Linked DNA regions of Homo sapiens: regions 2, 3 and 4 are each linked to region 1. Evidence: chromatin loops called from intact Hi-C (ENCODE). Cell type or tissue: heart left ventricle. All regions are shown on one strand.

What was found. Hi-C counts contacts between places; a loop is a spot of excess contacts. Peaks named below come from ENCODE experiments on the same cell type or tissue, not always from the same donor. Only the 100,000 strongest peaks of a DNase experiment are listed, where the experiment ranks them.
Region 2: it touches region 1 in a loop (2.9-fold over the local background); 25 of 110 quality-filtered maps call a loop at or near these places.
Region 3: it touches region 1 in a loop (4-fold over the local background); 11 of 110 quality-filtered maps call a loop at or near these places.
Region 4: it touches region 1 in a loop (2.8-fold over the local background); 11 of 110 quality-filtered maps call a loop at or near these places.

Annotation. Positions count from the first base shown.
Region 1 is chr18:59,457,449-59,462,448 of GRCh38, reverse strand. The region is part of intron 5 of CCBE1 (collagen and calcium binding EGF domains 1); the gene reads left to right. Among named protein-coding and RNA genes, the nearest start is that of LMAN1, 100 kb to the right of the region's middle. In heart left ventricle, a CTCF peak has its summit at 2,908 (motif pointing left); no DNase peak of the experiment used is centred here.
Region 2 is chr18:59,627,920-59,632,919 of GRCh38, reverse strand. The region is part of intron 2 of CCBE1 (collagen and calcium binding EGF domains 1); the gene reads left to right. Among named protein-coding and RNA genes, the nearest start is that of CCBE1, 67 kb to the left of the region's middle. In heart left ventricle, a CTCF peak has its summit at 1,145 (motif pointing left); a DNase peak (open chromatin) is centred at 2,747.
Region 3 is chr18:59,604,464-59,609,463 of GRCh38, reverse strand. All of the region lies in intron 2 of CCBE1 (collagen and calcium binding EGF domains 1), which reads left to right. Among named protein-coding and RNA genes, the nearest start is that of CCBE1, 90 kb to the left of the region's middle. In heart left ventricle, no CTCF peak of the experiment used is centred here; no DNase peak of the experiment used is centred here; H3K27ac peaks cover 434 bases.
Region 4 is chr18:59,547,762-59,552,761 of GRCh38, reverse strand. All of the region lies in intron 2 of CCBE1 (collagen and calcium binding EGF domains 1), which reads left to right. Among named protein-coding and RNA genes, the nearest start is that of CCBE1, 150 kb to the left of the region's middle. RefSeq lists an enhancer at 4,792-5,000. In heart left ventricle, no CTCF peak of the experiment used is centred here; a DNase peak (open chromatin) is centred at 2,785; H3K27ac peaks cover 580 bases.

The DNA.
Region 1 (5,000 bases):
GCACCACTGCACTCCACCCTGTCTCAAAAAAAAAAGAAAAGAAACTTTGATTAAACCCAAAATTATTCCTACAGACATATCACAAGTGATGGTATCCTGAAGAACAGTTTAGAAAATATCAACTTAGCATCAAAGATCTTAGCTCTGGGGCCAAACGATAAGCCAACTGGTCAACGTTCAGGCAAGGATGTTGATATCAGCAGATGAAGCGGCCGGAGTCCAGAGAGGAGTGTTTTCTGTAGACTGCATGGCATCTGATGAATGGAAGTAGGATACTACCTTCCATTCTGCCATATTGAGAGACAGTTACAAGTGACTATAATGAGGGATGTCCTGTTTAATCAAGAGCATTCTGCTGGTTATATCATTGAGCTTTACTGTCATTCAAAACTCATTGCAAAAGATGACACTTGGCAGCCGGGGATGGTAGCTCAGGCCTATAATCCCAGCACTTTGGGAGGCTGAGGCGGTAGGAACGCCTGAGGTCAGAAGTTCAAGACCAGCCTGGCCAACATGGTGAAACCCCGTCTCTACTAAAAATACAAAACATTAGCTGGGCGTGGTGGCAGGCGCCTGTAATCCCAGCTACTTGGGAAGCTAAGGCAGGAGAATCGCTTGAACCCAGGAGGCTGAGGTTGCAGTGAGCCGAGATCACACCATTGCACTTGGCTTGGGCAACAAGGGCGAAACTCTGTCTCAAAAAAAAAAAAAAAAAAAAAGATTACACCTGGCTGGGAATCCTCTCCTCTTTCTCTTCCATTGACATCCTTCCCCAAATATAGCAATTGCAAATAGTCTTAAAAGGGAAACCTGATATGACTCTACTAAGGGTGCTCTCCAGCAGCACCCTTCTACAGTATTTTCAGTAATTTGTCTCCACTGAATTTATCACCTATGCACAGAGGACTAGCATTTGATTTTATATTTCAGTAAAACAAAATTGAAACACCAGTAACCAGGAATATTTGAAAGTAGAAACTCAAGGGTAGAGAGAAGGGTAGAGGGAAGCAATTCATACACATAATTAAAATTATGAGAAAGGACAGGCCGTTGCATGCCCTGAACATTAAAGTCATGATTCAAGAGATTGGACTGCTGGGAAGGTGGGGGCTGGCTTTGATGGTTCTGGCAAAAAAAAAAAAAAAAAAGTGCCTCCACTCTTCAGCAGTGTGGCCCAGCAAGGGCCAGTGGTGGCGGGGAAGGGGATCATTTCTTTAACAGCTGTGATGCAGTGGAAAGTTCCTAGGCTTGACAGTTTGAAGTAATGCGGAACCAAAGTTGGTTCAGTATTAACTGAGCAACAATGAGCGGGTCTCTGGGCCTCAGTTGCCTTATCTGTAAATGAGAAGGTTGAACTACATGAGCTTTGAAGACCCTTTCACCCTTTCAGACATTTTTCATAATTTGGTATGACTTAGCATAAGTGATACAAGCCCTGTGATTCCATGTGAAGACCTCATTTTTTTATTTTTATTTTATTATTTATTTATTTATTTATTTATTTATTTATTTTTGAGACAGAGTCTCCCTCTGTCACCCAGGCTGGAGTGCAGTGGCGCGATATCCGCTCACTGCAACCTCTGCCTCCCAGGTTCAAGCGATTCCCATCCCTCAGCCTCCCAAGTAGCTGGGATTACAGACGTGCGCCACCATGCCCAGCTAAACCTTTTTGTATTTTTGGTAGAGATGGGGTTTCACCATCTTGGCCAGGCTGGTCTCGAACTCCCGATCTCAGGCGATCTGCCTGCCTTGACCTCCCAATGTGCTGGGATTACAGGCGTGAGCCACAGCTCCTGGCCCACGCCTCATTTCTTAGTCCTCCATCTAAGAAATATACCCAGCCTCCACACCTTCTAAGCAGAGGACTTTCCTCAAAATATCTAAAAGATGAATTATTACACATCCAAACATTCAATTCAGCAATAAGAAATGTCACAGGCCAAAAAGAGTCCCACATTCCGGAACATCAGAAGCTGATAAGCATTTTCATCTGTTTTGGACTAATTAGTAAGCTCAATATTTCGTTATGGTCATTTTGTTATGAATTGAGAGTGATTCTTGAGTATAACCACATGTGATCTGAAATCATCTCTTCCTCCTTGGTTTTCCTTTTTAACTTTGCATATCTAATGCCTGTATTGTTACAATCAGAGGAATTTGAAATCAAACACAACCTCAGCTGGTTGTTAGGAATCCAGGAGGAGAGAAGGGAGGGTGGCCCCAGGACTGCCTCTGAGGCTTGAGAGGTTGCAATCCACTGGCTTCAGGCTCAGTGAGACAAGCTGTCTGGCTAATGGACATTCAGTCACTTTGATTTTCTCTTTGAAAATATGTAGCCGGAGCCAGTTTAGTCACCCCAGGGAGTCTGTAGCCTCAATAGGGAGACAAATTAAGGAAATGTTGGCTCCAATAGTAATTAGCTTGCCAGTCTTTATTTTTCAACTTTTGTTTATTTTCTGATAACGTGACCGTGACCCCTGGCATCACTTATTACAGGTCAGTGTCAGATGGCCAGGTGTTTCATATTACTTTCAAGCTCCACTAATCCATAGATCAGCGGTTCTCAACCTTGCAATTACCTGGGGAGCTTTTTTAAAAATGCTGATACTGTTGCCTTGCCATCCCCAGACGGGTGGTGTGCAGCAGAATTCATATTTTAAAAGCCCTCCAGGTGATTGTAATGTGCCTCCGGGGTTGGATATTACAGCCAGAACACAAATCTGCACGATCAACTTTTAAACACAAACATGCTTTGTTCATTTCTAACACTGCCCATATAAAATATTTCAGGAACATTGTTTGGTTTTTCTAAGATATCTAAGGCATTACAACTTCTAATGCTTAGGATAGACGTCCTGGTCAACTTCAGGAAAAATTAGAGCTTCATGCCCCCATGTGGCTAATCAATAATATTGCACCTTTAAAATCTGAACAAGTTGAAGAAAAAATGTTAAGTGATACCATCCTAGGCTTTTCCCAGAAGTGTGACCACAGCATTAGTTGAGAGGATTGAAAACATGCAGCGACATCTACCCCAATTTCTAAGTAAACTGTTAATGTAGCATATGTGAGATTATTTGTAGCTCCATGTTGACATTATTGTAGACAAATTACAAGGTGGATGTGAACCCGTCATCAGAGTAGGTTTTATGTTCCAGGTCTACATATACAAAAGGTATGAGTCCTTGTTTATCTTTAAACCCTTGAGAGCTGTATTGAAAAGGTGATGTAAGGTCCCAACCCCACATATCTGATTTTGTAGAGAACTGAATCATAGTAATACCGACAATAAATAACATAAAAATGAGTACTGTGAATAGAGCTCTTAACATAAGCTGGGCACTGTTCTGGGAACCTACATATCTTATCACTGGCTCCTCGTAGCAGCTCCAAGTGATAGGTGCTGTTACCTTTTTACCGTTCAAAGAATGGGCATTCACAGAAACCATGACTTGTCCAATTTAAAAGGTACTAGTTAGCAGCATCAGTATTCAAGTTCTGATCATGTAACTCCACCAGCGCCTACTCTCCTTACTACCATGCTGTGTACTTCTGCGTCAGAGGAGCTTCAAGTCTTCTGGATAATGTTAATCTTGGTTCACTGTGTTCTGACAGTTCCACAAAGGAACAGAAAACAGCCCAGGAATTTGCATGTAACAGGTCACTCCGCAGAGCTTCTGCCCTGGAGCCTGGCCGACAGATAGCTCTCAGGTGTTCTCAACAGAATTCCCAATAGCAGGCTCACTGCGTGCACCCACTCCTCCAAAACGGCCAGCTGGGACCCAGTTGAGTTCGTGGTCTCTTCGCACAGCAATCTGAAAGACCTAAGGCAAGTTACTGTCTCTCTCTGGATCTCACTGTCATCTACAAAAGAGATTGAACTAAAGATACGTTCTAACATTCCATGATCTAAATGAAATAGTCGAGAATCTGGTAAAGAGGTTTATCTTATCATGAAGCTGTTGAATTGGTTAATCACATTAACACTTGGAAAATTTAACTGAGTATGTAAAAGTAAAAGTGGACAGAAACATGAGCTTTTAACTTTTGTTCATGGCGGCCCCGCTCTGCCAACAGGGCTAGATTCTTAAAGGTGAATTGAAAATTGTTAAACAGATATCCTCACTTACTTTGCATTCTCAGTGCCTGACACAGGACCTGGCTAACAGCAGATGCTCCATAGATGGATAAGAGGAAGGAAAGGTTGGATGGATGGACAGACTTATTGATAAGTGGTTAGGAAGATGGAATGGATGGGAAGATGGATGGAAGGATGGATGGATGGTTGGATGGATGGATAGATGGATGGATGGATGGATGGATGGATTGATGGACAGACTAGATTGATGATGGTATTCTGTAAATTGACCAGTAGATGAGATGGAGTGGATGAAAGACTAGTTGGGAAAGATGGATGTCATTCATCTGTCCTTAGGTATTAACATAATAAACCTGGAGCCTGGGTCATCTTTTCATGCAGGAGCCCACCATTTCCTGCAGTCAGCACAACCAAAGTTAAGGCGTCAGCCCTTTACAACTAAGTATATTATTGCATGGAAATTTGCCTGCCTTAGTCTGTTGGAGATTGAGCTAAATAATTCTGGTTCTCAGGAGTATTCAAGCTCCATAGGATTATAAATTGGTACATTGAACAGGGGTAAAAAACCCAAAGGAAACCATCTGATTTGTGGAAAAGGTATTGGACTTAATTTCAGGACAACTCCATTCTAAACCCACCTCAGATACTTGCTAGGTGACCTTCAGGAAGTCGCCAGACCTCAGTTCCCTCATTTTGTTATTCATGTTCATCCTGTTATTCTAGGGTTCTGGGATTATCAGGCAAAGGAAATTTAAGGGGTTTGGTGGGCCTGAAAACTGCTGGGCATCGCCTCCCATCTACCTACAACCAAGCTGTGTGCTGAGAGCTTTCCGTGCATTACCTTGCCCAGTCATCACAGCAGCCACATGTGGTGGGAATTGTAATTCCAGGGCTGTGGTCG
Region 2 (5,000 bases), 170 kb before region 1:
AGATTGTTCCTCGCCAGGCGCGGTGGCTCACACCTGTAATCCCAGCACTTTGAGAGGCAGAGGAGGGTGGATCACCCGAGGTCAGGAGTTCGAGACCAGCCTGGCCAACATGGTGAAACCCCGTCTCTATTAAAAAAATAAAATAAAACAAATAAAATAAAAATTAGCCAGGTGTGGTGGTGTGCACCTGTAATCCCAGCTACTCAGGAGGCCGAGGCAGGAGACTAGCTTGAACCTGGGAGGTTGGAAGTTGCGGTGAGCCAAGATCGTGCCACTGCACTCCAGCCTGGGCCATAGAGTAAGACTCCATCTCAAAAACAAAAACAATACAAAACAAAAATTTAAAGGCTGGGCACAGTGGCTCACGCCTGTAATTCCAGCACTTTGGGAGGCCGAGGCAGGTAGATGACCTGAGGCCACGAGTTCAAGACCAGCCTGGCCAACATAGTGAAACCCCATCTGTACTAAAAATACAAAAATTAGCCAGGCATGGTGGCGGATGCCTGTAATCCTAGCTGAGGCTGAGGCACGAGAATCGCTTGAACCTGGGAGGCAGAGGTTGCAGTGAGCCACTGCACTCCAGCCTGGGCAATAGAGCAAGACTCAGTCTCAAAAAAACCAGATTGTTCCCAATTGTCAGGTCCCAGCCCAGAATGCCTATAAATGAGCCCTTCCTTGCCTGCTCAACTGTCAGTGCCCTCGTGATCCTGAGGCCATTGTGCCATTTTTGGGGGCCTTGGTTTCCTCATCAATGAAGTGAATAGCTTGGGAGGACTCCAACACTGAGACTGTGGAGATCCCTACAGCCCTTTCTGCCTAGAGCAGAAAATTCAATGCTTAGTTATTTGTTCTCTTGTTTTGAACCTTAAAGCTTTTGCAGGTTGGTCTTGGCTTCTCAGCAATATTTTAATTCTTAAGGACATCTGTGTTGGATTTTGTTTGAATCTACAGGATACAGCAGCCCAGTGCTAAATACAGAGTAGATACTAAATGAATGGTTGACTTTTCTAGGTTTTTGGCATCTTACATTTCCTATTATCTTCTTACTCTAAGATGGCATCCAAACCACCAGTACTTCGCTTTTAAGGGTCCTAATTCTAGTCAGTTTGTCAGACCCCAAATTTCTACCTCCCTGATGCAGAGCTGCCACCTAGTGGGAAAAGGTGGCAACTCTAAGCTATTTAGTGCCCAGTGCTTCTTAAGTTGGTGTTATTTGGTTTAATTCAAGAAGCCAAGAAGTAGGCATTTTGGAGTGAGTTGCAGCAAAGTGACTTGAACCATGCTGCTCTCACATAGTCCAGTAGTCTACAACCTGCATGGTGTGATTTGCAGGTAGCTGATCTGGGCTCTACTGCTCAGAGATCCTTATTTCAATGGCCTTTGACATCTAGCATTAGAGGCTCATTCCATAAGTGCCTTTTAATCTTTTGGAGTGTTTCCATTGATCCCAATACTATGTTGTCCTCTCTCATTGTTTCTGGATTCAAGTCGGCACTCTCGGTAGCAAGTGAAAGAAACCCAATTCAGAATTGTTCACAGCCAACAAAGGAAGTTTATTGGCTTATGTAACTGCAAATTCTAGGGATAGGCTGGCTTCAGGCAGCCTGAAACCCTATCATCAGGATTCAGCCTCTTTCCCTTGGTTCTGCTTATGAAATTACTTTCTGGTGCTCCCCTCTCGCTATCCTTCATGCCTTTTTTTTTTCTCCAGATCATAGAAAAGTACTGGAATGTACTCTTGTTGAGCTACATATCAATATTTGAACAACTGCCATGCTGAGAGTGGGCAAGTAAGTTGTATTCTGCTTGGCCACATCTAGGTCATGGGACCACCTGAATCGCATGAGATGACAGGAAAAGTCATCATTCCCCAAAAGAAAATGGAAGTACCATTTCCAAAATAAAGCTTGGATGCTAGGCAAGCTAAAAGAACAGATGTCTATGACCTTGGCCATTGTATATGTTCACTCATTGCAAGCCATGTGCCATTTCCTTTGATATCTGCCAGTGTTTGCACATTGCTAGATCTCTAAACGGGCTTAATTAATGGCTGAAATGATTGAGTTGTTAGGTAGGGAGGCCAGTGAGCACCTGAATCCCACTGTGGGTACAAAATCAAAGATACATTGTGTAGGTAATCTAGGAACAACCCTGTGATGGTTTTAAAACATGAACATGCAGCCTTGTTCATTGGGACCCTTAATCTTAGAGCCTAGATCCACCACTTAGGAGGTTCAACCTGAGACCATCATGCTGGAGAGGTCACACTTACGTGTTCTGGTGACAGTCCCAGCTGAGCCTTCCAGCCATCCTTGCAAAGATACCAGACATGAGAATGCCTGCTTGCATCCTCTAGCCAGCCCATCTGCCAGTTAAGTGACACAATGGGACCTTTAATGCCACACCCAAACAGAAGATCCTCCCAGCTGAGCCTTGCCCAAATCCTTGACCCACAAAAGTGTAAGATATCATAAAATGGTGGTTTTCCTAAGCCACTGAATTTTAGAGCAAATTGCCAGTGCTTCAACACCTTAATGAGAAAGTAAAGACCAAATACATTTCTAATTACCTTGACTATGATCTCAACACAAATGTGTTATAAAAAGAGCTGTTTATGAAGGAAGATTAAATGACTTTTTTTTTTTTTTGCCCAAAAGGCTTTCAAATAATAAATTTATCTTCCTCCTGCCAGCAGTTTGTTGGCGAGCTGCCCCCTTTAATGTCAGAGCCTAACAGAGCACGAGCATGAGGCGGAGGTCAAAGTCTTGCCTGCTTGTCACAGCTTTGCCGCACATGGTGGCTGGTTTACTGGTCCCCAGGGGGCCTGGAAAACTCCTGTTTCCTTATACAGCTGGATCTTGGCGAGCCAGTAGAGTGTGTTCTGTCAGTGGTATTGCAAAATAGAAAGTAGGCTCCTTTTCTGGAAACTTTCTTTTCCCTGCAGACTGCAGTGTGCCCCTGCAGTATGTCCATTCTTCAGAGCCTTGCTAATAAATGGTCACGCAGAGAACTGGGATGAAGTTTGTGATGGGCCTAAAAACTTGGTGTACACATCCTCCATGAGCCCTCCTGGCTCGCCTGCTACCTCCCCCTGAAGGCACCGGCCCACCTTCCCCCGACAAGCTGTTGAGAACCTCCAGGCACATATGCCTGTCTGTTTTTGATAATCCACCATCTTCTCAGGAAACCATCTCCCAGCCAGGGCTCTCGGAGACTACTCGAGAATACTATGCTGTTTTCTATTCCTGACTTCTCTGTTAGCAAAAAGCAAGTGACTTCTTGATGGAAAGTATGTCTTGAGATGATATAACTTCCCGTTACCACTCCTTTCTTAATCATGTATTCATGGAACTCACTCTGTGCTGGGCAGTGTTCTAGATCCTGGGAATGTATTCATGAACAAAACAGACAAAAGTCCAGTGGTTGAGGAACTTACTCTCTAAAGGAGAAAGGGAGAGAGGCACATAAACAGCACACTCAGTTGAACAATACTATGTATTAGGAAGATGAAATGATGAAAATGAAGGGAAAAACAGCAGCATTGGAAATGGCTGGGACAGGGAGTTGTAGCGACACAGTGTCTTCTGAGGGGGTCTCCTTGAAGATGACCTTTGAGCAAAGACCAGAAAGAGATGAGGGAGTCAGTTACATGATACCTGGGGGAAGATGATTCTGGGAAGAAGAAATTAGCAGTGCAATGGCCTTTAGTTAGTAGCAGGGAAGAAACCTGAGACTCACTGAGTATCATGAGTAGATGAGGTCAGTGGGCTTTATGAGCCATTGCAGGCACCTCTTACTCCAAGAGGCATGGGAGCCCTTGGAGAGTTTGAACAGAGGAGTGACAGGATCTCATGTATGTCCCAGACTACCCTGGCTGCTGGCTGTGCATACATCCTAGGGGAAAAGGGTATAAATGGGATCCCTTAGGAGGCTGTGGCAGTGATAATGATGAGAGGGTGCTGGCTGAACTCAGAGGTAGCAGAGGAGAGGTGACAAATGGTTGGATTTTGAGTGTTTTAAAAGTGGTACTAATAGGACTTGCTAATTTGGGGTGAGGACAGAAGTCAAGGATGGCTCTGAGTTTTTGGTTATAGCTAGGCAGGTTGGTGGCCTAGAAAGCAGATTTGGGGAGCTCAGTAGTTCAGCATGGATTTTGTTCCACTTGAGAGGAAGGACTGGCACTTGGACATACAGGTCTGGGTCCTCGGGTGAGGAGCTGACTTGAATGAAGAAGCCCTTTCCCAAGGCTACTTGATTGTCTCAGGTTAGATTAGAAGGCCTGATCCCAGGTTTTGGAACGTGTTCTATCCCGTCATATCTTATGACTCCCATCCATCCCACGAAGCCATGGACATCGCGGTGGTTACAGGGAATGTCCATGGCAGCCCTGTTGGTCTGGAGCATGAATTGGACTATTGACATGATCAGGTAAAAAGCTGCCATCTTTAGGCTGGAAGAGCATTAAGATAGATTTTTTCCATCACCTCATGTCTCTTGGAGTAGGGGCAGTAAGACTGGAAGAGAAAAGTTAGGAAAAAATACCATTTTGTCCCAAGAGAATCCAATATAAGAAAAAGCATATTCTCCTTATTATTTTTAATGAAAAATAGTAGCTTCCACTTAGTGGATCCTTGTGTAATATTTACTAATTAAAAATAAAGAATATCCAAAAAGATGGAAGTCTGAATCTGGATTTCTTTTTTGAGGCTGGATATCACTCTGTTGCCCAGGCTGGAGTGCAGTGGCACGATCAAAATTCACTGCAGTCTCAGCTTGCCCCCAGGCTCAGGTGATTCTCCCACCTCAGCCTCCCGAGTAGCTGGGACTACAGGCATGCACCACCACACTCGGATAATTTTTTGTATTTTTTGTAGAGACGGGGTGTCGTTATGTTGCCCAGGCTGGTCTTGAACTCTTGGGCTCAAGCGATCTGCCCACCTTGGCCTCCCAAAGTACCCGGATTGTGGGCGTGAGCCACTGCACCTGGCAGAATCTGGCAC
Region 3 (5,000 bases), 150 kb before region 1:
CAATGGAACTGTTCTGTAGCATGTCGAAAACCTAGGAAGGAGCTGTTCTAATGGTGATGAGGGTGGATGTTAAGATAATTACAGATTTGGACCTACTAAGTTTGACACATCTGTGATATATGCAAGAGGAACTGTCCAATAAGCCACTGCATATGAGTCTGGGGCACAGAGATTTGTGAGCAGGAGATCTAATTTTGAGAGTCACTGGAATATGAATGGTGGTTGAAGCCAAGGAAGTAGATGATGCTTCAAGATGTGTGTGCAGTGAGAAGGGAAGATGGTTGAAGACAGAACCCAACAGAACACTAAGGAATCCAGAAGCGAGTATGGGGAGTAGTGGCCAAAACACGGAAGGAGAAAAGTGCTGTCTCGAAGATAGAGGGGGAAGTTTCAAGAAGGAGGAGTTGGTCAACAGATGCACATATGACAAGTCACATAATGCAAGAACTCAAGTCTGTTGGGTTTCCCATCACAGAGCACACTGGTGACCTTCAGGAGAGCTGTGTAAGTGGAAGGTGGGGGATAGAAGCCAGATTATGGATGAGCAAAGACTGGATAATGAGAGAAGAGATGACACATATAGACGACTGCTTCAAGAGATTTGGACAGGCCCAATAGAAACAGATGGGCAGCAAGGATCTAATGTGTAGATTTGAGGAAAATCTTTTATTTTGAATACAGGAGAGGCATGAACACTTTCATGTGCTAAAGGGAAAGACTCCGTGTAGAAGAGAAACTTGATTATGAACAAGAGAGACGTTTTCACTCATCCACAATAAACACTTTCTATTAAAGCTCCATTTGAAGTGCTCATAATCCAGTCTTCAAAGTTTCCCCTTGAAAATTCTTACCTCTCTTGAGTAGTTGACAAATTTGACTTCAAAGAGTCTTCCCTAGATCATTTCATTGCTGATGTGAAAATTAAAATGGGGGCTTGTTCTCGTGCCTTCTCTAAAACACATCTCTCAAGCAGGTGGTAAGGGCTGAGGGTGACTCTTCTTAGAAATGCTAAGATGCTATTTGGCAGGAATAACACTAAATCATTTTGTCTTGCATCAACACTTTGGCCCAAGTTTCTTAAATAATCTCTGACATGATTAGGAAGTAGGGATCTAAGGGGTCTGGAACACAAAGTTAAATTGTGGTGTTGACCTGTAAGGAGTACAGAGAAAATCCTGGAAAAGGAATTGTGTAAATAACAGTAATAGCTAATGCTTATTGAACACTCGTGACAAATGCTACTGAGTAGCTTGTTTCATATATTTCTCTTTAATTTTCAAAATAACCCCATTACCTATATACTTTTTAATCCCCATTTGTATTTATTTATTATTATTATTTTTCGAGACGGAGTCTCACTCTGTCACCCAAGCTGGAGTGCAGTGGCACGATCTCAGCTCACTGCAACCTCCCAAACTGGGAGTGCAGTGGCGCAATATCGGCTCACTACACCTCTGCTTCCTGGATTCAAGAGATTCTCCTGCCTCAGCTTCCTGAGTAGCTGGGACTACAGGCACACGCCACAACACACAGCTAATTTTTAGTAGAGACGGGGTTTCACCATGTTAGTCAGGCTGGTCTTGACCTCACGTGACTCCTGACCTCAGGTGATCCGTCTGCCTCAGCCTCCCAAAGTGCTGGGATTACAGGAGTGAGCCACTGCGCCTGGCCGTTCATCCCCATTTTTAAATAAGGTAAATCCAGAACCTGGGGTTTGAAGAAATAATCAGTGTCACACAGGAAGTGGTTCCGATTTGAACCTTGGTTGAGTCCAGAGTCCGTGTCTAACCATTGTGCAACATTAGCTTTCAAGCTCAGCGAGGTGCCCTAGGACAGCATCTGAGGCTGCCGAGAGTAGCTGAAGGGAATAAGAGAAGAATGAATGTCTAAATCCAGCTATGCCCAGTTCCTTTTTGTGTAGTGTGATTTATGGGACTATGTCATGATGATGCTTCACAATTTTATCTTTACAGTCAGTCCCCAACTAAGGAGTTGTGCCCCATAGTTCATTATATGTCTGTTGTTTGAAATTTGGAATGATTCTGCAACTGGAACAATAATGGTAAATAGTGAGTAGGCTCCAGTCTAGCTCATCTGAGTCTGTGGAATCATCCACCCATAAACTGGTTCAGATTATCAGATTCTGGACTCTAAGAGGGCTTTCATGCCATTCATGAACTTATGGGCCGTATTCTACATTGCTGACTGGTACATGCTTATCTAAATGTCAGCCAAAAGCATGCAAAATTAGAGAACCAAATCTGCATTGTAAAAATACTATGTTTTCAGCTGTACTGGACAGGACTTTTGGCTCAACCTTTGTTTTCAAGAGTAAGTACCATGCTTTCCTTTGATTGGACTGACTGATGCAGTGAGTACTTGTGTGCTTTTTTTTTTTTTTTTTTTCCCAATTCAACACACCTTTTATGGAGTACCTACTCTGTCGTACTCTAGGCCAGGCCCTGCACCGGTCACTGGGGATACAGACATGACTCGGACAGTCTAGCTTGGGAAACAGACTCATGTCCGACTAATTATAAAACAGTGAGATAAGTGTCACAGCAGAAGCATGAACCAAGAAAGCACAGCACATTTGGAGTGTAGGCATTTATCAGAAAAGGTTTCTTTGAACAGCTGTCGAAATATGTAGTGAGAGAAATAGCATTCGTGTTGCAAATATAAGGTTAACCCATTTTGGTTAACCAAGGCACTCATGCTCAGATTTCTCAGATAAAAAGATGATTGGTTGTTTTTTTTCCTTCTAAAACAGCAGGGGTAACAAAAGATTCAAGATTAAGATACAGCCTCCAGAGATGATTCTTGTGCTTCTTGACACCCTTCCAAGGTTTGTTTATGTCACCCTGGGGCCCCGTGGAGATGCTTGGTTTGTAAATGATCCGTGCAAGATGCAGGGAGTCACATACGGACGGGATGTTATCTTTGAAGAGTAAAGTTATGTTTACTACTTTCTTTGAAGACAGTTTGTAATGGGATGTCATGACAGTCCTGTTAAGTATGCAGATAATGAAAATCAACGTCTGACTTCTAAACAAAAGTTGGGGGAAAGTGCATAGAAAGCCAGGATTTCAAGCATGTGCTTTGCGGTTTGCCATGTGGACATTGTCTTTGTCCCAGATGCCTCGCTGCTTTCCCTGAAAGGGTCACTGTGTCCTTCTGTCACATCTGAGGAATTCCATCCTAAGGAAGTAAAAAACCAATCTGTGGGAGTTCTAATGCCTCTAAGGTCTCTCATGGAGTATGCAAAACATACACAAATGTGATCTCTGCCTTTGTCCGAAGCATTTTTCCGAAACAATGAATGGACAGTTAAGAATTAAGCGTGTTATTACTAAGAAAACATGACTTGTTTTGACAATCATTAAACTTTGGGGTAAATGGGAGTTGAATCGCAAAGCACCATAGGCGTTGAGATCATCGTGGTTGCTTGAGAGCAGTGACGTGCTTCAGGCAGAAATCTACAGTTCGGACATTCGAGCATCGCGATTTCTCTTGGTAGATTTCTAACTGAGGCCTAGCTCAGGCATTTCCCCCAGTGGAGCAGCTCACTTCCACCTTCACCTTTTCCTCCCAAAAACTGCTAGAGGGAGGATAGCTTATCCCAAGGCCACCCCTAGCAGTCGTCCACTTGGCTCTGGAACGTTTCTCTGGCAACAACTCAAGTACTTCTTATGTTTCAGTCTGAGGGTTTGCTGGGAACATGAGGTATTTTATCATCCACCAAGAAATGTTCCTTTGGGAGAAATGAGAGGCAGAGTCCCTGCAAGCTCTAGGTGGGTAGCCATCTAGGCTTTTGAGAGGTCAAAGAGGCTCCTTGTCATCTTTAGTTCCCCTGGTTTTCCAGCAAAGCTTTAGCATATGAGAGATGATCCAGGAACACCTAGTAATTATGCAGAATGGCTGACCAGTGGGGAATGCTGGCCAACCTAAGAGTTATCCACCTGGACCACATTCTTTTTCAGGCTCACTTGGCATGATGCCTCTGCCATAAAGCCCTTCTCCTGGTAGGGTGAGATGCCCCCTTTATTCTGTGCTACACCCCAGCTAGTTCATGCCTTATTCCAACCATCGACCCACCTGTTCTCTATAAGGATAAAACTTGTCATCTTCCTCTTGTTATCGCTGTGACTGGCTTTCAGCAAATAGAGGAAAGATCCGGCTTTGGTGTTCTTAAAGACTTTAGCTGTTCCCTAAAACATGTTGTAGAAGATGTTTTATCAAAAAGATCAAAGTTCATATCACTGCCAGACTCCTTCCTTCTCCATTTCTCCCTGCTGTGCCTCCTAGGGGGAGCAGCCTCTGTTAGGGCAGAACCACCAGCTCCTGTGTAACAGATGACACTCCTTCTGTGGGCACTTTTCCCAGCCTTTGCAATCAAGTCAGGCCAGAACATGCTCTCATGAGGGCATTGCTTTAATCTTCAGGCATGATGAACACGGTGTAGGTGGCAGTGACTGGACACTGAGCTCCCGTCTCCAGTTTGAGGTGGGCCTGGAGCTGCCGGATCCCCTACTGATCACTGGATAAGATGGGCATCTTGCCCCATTTTGACCCTACCTATCAAGCATCTTAGCAATAGCTGACCAAGAACAAATGATACATTTTAAGAGACTTGGCATTTGTTTATTAAAGTACATTTACTGCTAAGCCAACAAAACTAGACAGTGTACATTTCAGGTTTTGAGAAGCAGACATCCTGGTCTAATGTATCTCAAAATTATCCATCTGAAGAGTTGTCCAAATTGGACATTGAAACAAATGCCTATTGAAGCAATCACATACCATGGAAATTTCCTTCTTTACTAAATCTCCCATATCTGCTTGTTTAATTCACGTTTTTCTGTTACAGAAGTAGATGATCAGCTCTCCTTTTAAATACAGGTGACTGTAGCCACTTACTTAGTATGTTGGCTTATATCAAGGGAGTAGTAATTTGACTTTATTATATCTGATCAGTAACATGGACTATAGAGAGGGCCAGT
Region 4 (5,000 bases), 90 kb before region 1:
AGGCAAGTGAAAATACTCCAGACACATCTTCCATCAGCTGCCTCTTCACATTATGATAAATGAATTTGACCAGGTATTTCCCTTTTTTATTTAGACTACTTCCCACAGTAAAGTGATCTTTCCAAACCAGGTTTACTGATAGAAAAACGATGTGGGAACTATTGCCAACTTTGAAATACTCTTCTTTTGGATGATTAAGTCAGCAAATGGATACTTGGCGAGTGGAAGCATAAAGAGATGTTGGGTTGGCTCCAGGTGCTGCCAAAACCTAGATGTAGGCTAGTGGGAGGAAAGTCTTTGTTAAGACATATAATCTTGACAAAAGCTGGATGGAGACAAGAGAAGTTCTTTTTGTGTGTGCCCCATATAAGTTCATGAACTGACCCTCTGACGAAACACTCTACGTGTGTTACTTCATAATACACAAAGGCGTGAACATCCTGGGGGAAAAATGCTCACAATAATTTGCAGGCCTTTAAGAGGGAGAGTCCATTTCTTAACTCCTTGTGGCTTTCATTGACTGGTAGAATGTGCCCGAAGCGATGTTGTGTGAGGTCCAGGGCCTGAGCCACAAAGAGCCTTACCACTTTTTGGAATGTCCCTGCCCTCATTTGAGGAAGTCCAGGCCAGACTACTGAGTGATGAGAGGCCCATGGAGAAGGGCCAGACGGTAGCTGGCACCAAGGTACCAGTTGTGTGAATTGAGGCCATCTTATACCCTCCATCCCCAGGCCAGCTGTGAGCCAGTTACAGCCATGAGTGGCCAAGGCGTGCGTTGCCCAGCTGAGCTTAGGCCACATGGAGTGCAATGAGCAAATAATGGGTGCTGGTTTTCAGCCACTGAGTTTTGGGGTAGTCAGTTACACAGCAATCGATACCTAATGCATATTGCAGACGAAGAAACTGAGCACTAGGAAGACTAAATAACTTGCTCCAGGGTTCTAGAGGCCATAGATGACAGTCAAGATTTGAACTAAGTAAGTCTTTCTGACTTTGAATTCCCCTTCGTTTGTCCATGTCAAAAGTATTCCACTTCAACAAAGAAGTCCTGAATCACTGGAAATGTTAATAGTTTTTTAAAGGACTAGTCTCTTATAAACAGATGGTGACCAACAGTAGTGAAAAAATAATTAGTATTTAGTCATGTGCTACACAATGGTGTTTCTGTCAAGGATGGACCGCATATAGGACAGGGGGTCCTGTAAGGTTATAATGTAGCTGAAAAAATTCCTATCAAGCTAGTGATGATATAGCCATGGTGGCATCGTGGTGTGCTTTACTTTTTAATTTAGTGCAGCCTAAGTGTAGAGTGTTCATAAAGTCTACAGCATTGTACAGTAATGTCCCAGGCCTTCACATTCATTCCTCACTCACCCATCCAGAGATTCTTCCGGTTCTGCAGGCTGTACTTATGGTTAGTATCCTCTATAGGTAATAGGTATATCATTTTTTATATGTTTACTGTACCTTTTCTATGTTGCACAAATACTTACCATTGTGTTACAATTGCATACAGTATTTATTATCACGTGTTGTACAGGTTTGTAGCCTGAGAGCATAGGCCACAGCATACAGCCTACATGTATAGCAGGCTATGCCATCTAGGTTTGTGTAAGTATGCTCTGATGTATACACAATGATGAAGTTACCTAATGATGCATTGTTTAGAACTTATAATGCATGACTGTATTTTTATTTTTCTTTTTTCTTTTTTTTCTTTTCTTTTCTTTTCTTTTTTTTTTTTTTTTTTTTTTTTTTTTTTTGAGTCTCGCTGTGTTGCCCAGGCTGGAGTGCAGTGGCGCGATCTCAGCTCAGTGCAAGCTCCGCCTCCTGGGTTCATGCCATTCTCCTGCCTCAGCCTCTAGAGTAGCTGAGACTACAGCCGCCCACCACCACGCCCGGTTAATTTTTTGTATTTTTAGTAGAGACTGGGTTTTGATCTCCTGACTTCGTGATCCTCCTGCCTCCGCCTCCCACAGTGCTGGGATTACAGGCGTGAGCCACCGCACCCAGCCCACATGACTGTATTTTTCTGTCTCCATGAGTTGGAAAATGTTTTCCAAAACACCTTCAGAGAATGGCACCTGCTGTTTGGGGTTTGCATTAGGATTCTTGAGCTGCTAATGTTCTAACGTCACAGGGCTCACGGTTTGGGCAGGCCTAACTTGTCTGAGGTGCAGCTTTTCCTTTCCTGAGGGAACCTATGAGTACTTTTGAGTCCAGTCCACTTGAGGAAGGAAAAGATTGACCAGGGAGTCAGCCCACTGCGGAGGGTGGTGTTGTGAAGGCTTCTGAGTGCAGATGAAGGCCCTTCTGAGCAGCGACGCCACCAGTTAGGATCCAGAAAACTCTCTAAAGGCCAGATAGTTATTTTAGGCTTTTGAGGCTAGATTGCCTCTGTCACAACCACTCAGCTCTGCTGTTGTCACTCGAAATCAGCCATAGGCAATGTGGAAACAAATGAGTATGGCTGTGTTCCAGCACATTTTATTCATAAAACAGGCAGTGGACTGGATTTGGTCCATGGGTCATAGTTTGCCAATCCCTGAATTAGAGGAAGCTTGCCCACCAAGAGGCTGCTCCAGAGCTTGTGGTGGTTTTGCTGGCTTGGGTATCTATAGGGTTTGAATGATGACACAGTCTCCAGGTAACTTTTGTGTAAACAAGCTAAAGCTGGGGATAAACAAAGCAAACCGGATTGGACCCAGAGATGCTTTAAGGATTCCTGAAAGTGCCCATTCCAATAATGTCCTTGCCCGTTGGCTCCAGAGAAAGCCAGGCAGCAGTCCAACAACCATCTGGCACAAGGTCCTCTATTGTATCCTTGGGCAAATTACTCTGAGTCTCAGCTTGCTTATCTGCATGATGGGGAGGATAATGGGCAGACTCTGCAAAATGAGTGGGCCACTAATGTCACATTGCTGTACTCTTTACCCCATGCCTATTGAGAAGAATCAATTTCAGTGCAATCACTGACCAATGTGGATAGCAGCTGTAGATTATAAGTGCTTTGTTGTCCACAAATTTTGCTAGGGACAAGTTAATTGCCCAACTGGGTACTATATCACTGCAGCACATTTGACTGCTGGGCCTGCCTGTTCATCATATAATAATTGGTGTGTTCTGGCATCTCCCTCCTGACAGTTGCTCAGGTATTAACAGAAGTCAGTGGGACTTGGAGTAAGGTCTTTGCTGTTCCCAAGGTCTTAATCACCTGACTGACAGAGGTTACCTTCCTGAGCCCCGGTGCACCAGATGGAGTTTATTTTAAAAATCAGCTTCAATTACTGCAATAAAATATTAGACGCTCTTAATTCGGTTGGCGTTGGGGGACCTGTTTTTATAGCCCTTGGTGGGGTGCTCATTTGTATCATTTGCTCCTTCAAACTGGAGTTTGACCTGAAATTCTTTAGGAGATGGCATAATAAGAAAAACAGAAGAATAAGAAGAATGGCTTAGCTAAAATTTGCATTCATCCTGATGCATTATTTTTTACCAATGTTACATTTCTAGAACACTGCTATATTTGAATCATACCTTGCTATTTTGCAGTGTGGAATATTTTATACTTGATCACATGTGAAACACGGTGTGGTCTATATATCCAAGTGAAAAGAAGACCCTCACCATGCAAAGTGAATTTTTTTTTTTTTTTTTTTGAGACGGAGTCTTATTCTGTTGCCCAGGCTGGAGTGCAGTGGCATGATCTTGGCTCACTGCAACCTCTGCCTCCCAGGTTCAAGTGATTCTCCTGCCTCAGCCTCCCGAGTAGTTGGGGTTTCAGGAATGCGCCACCATGCCCGGCTAATTTTTGTATTTTTAATACATAGGGGGTTTTGCCATGTTGGCCAGGCTGGTCTTGAACTCCTGGCCTCAGGTGTAACTTTCCTATGTTTAGATGCACAAATACTTACCATTGTGTTACAATTGCATACAGTATTCATTAGTCACATGTACAGGTTTGTAGCCTGAGAGCATAGGCCACACCATATAGCCTACATGTATGGTAGGCTATTTGAACACCTCAGGTAATCTGCCTGCCTCAGCCTCCCAAAGTGCTGGGATTACAGGCATGAGCCACTGTGCCTGGCCCAAAGTGTATTTCTTTGCTTGTGGTGTTCTTGGTTGTAAGGGCTTTCTGCAATGGGTTGGTCAGTTGGTGATTTCATTTGCATGACAGCAGCTGATTTTCCCTATGTAGGGTCTCTCAGGAGGGCTTCCTAGATTTCTTTTTTATATGATTGCGTCTTGTCAGATCACAGGAAATTTAAGTTGCTCTGTTCTTGTTCTTGAAAGGAATCCTGATGACCTAGCCACACCCTGCAATCTCTATTCACCCTAACCCACCTCCTTCATAGGCTGGAAGATCAAAGCCATCCTCTTAAGTTTTCCTTTAGATATAACTCACTATCTTTAAATAATGGAAACCAGAGAAATCAGAAAGTATCCATATAATTTTATTGTCTTCATGTCAGTACAAATGTTCCCACCTGCTCTCCTAACAAAGATATCTTTCTTTTAAAGGAAAGACCACTGAGTGAGAGTGAAGGGGCATAGTCTTGGCCCCAACAAACCACTGGCCAGTGATATGATCTCGGACCTCAGTTGTCTTACTCATAAGACGAGACTGTCTTGGATAAACTCTTGGTCTCTCTCCAGCACTCTTGAACATTTCATCCAGCAGATAGTTCACATCACGTGATGGCACTGTGACCACATTTTCGGTTCTTTAAAGCACTTCAATTCACTGAGTGTCTATTTCTTCATTCCAACCACAAGGAGAATAAAAGTGCAGTGTGTGAAAGTAAAATTCTTCAAAATCCTGGCCAAAATGCCCGTGTGTTCTTATTTCGGTCAGGTTGCACTTTCCTGTGAGAACAGGATGATCTCGGTTTTCTCCTGCTGAATCAGCTGTGGCAGCCAAGCAGGAAGAGCCTTCCTAGTGCCCCAGCACTCTGCTTCTGTCAGCATGCTTCTGGGCCGCCCAGACGTAGCCCACA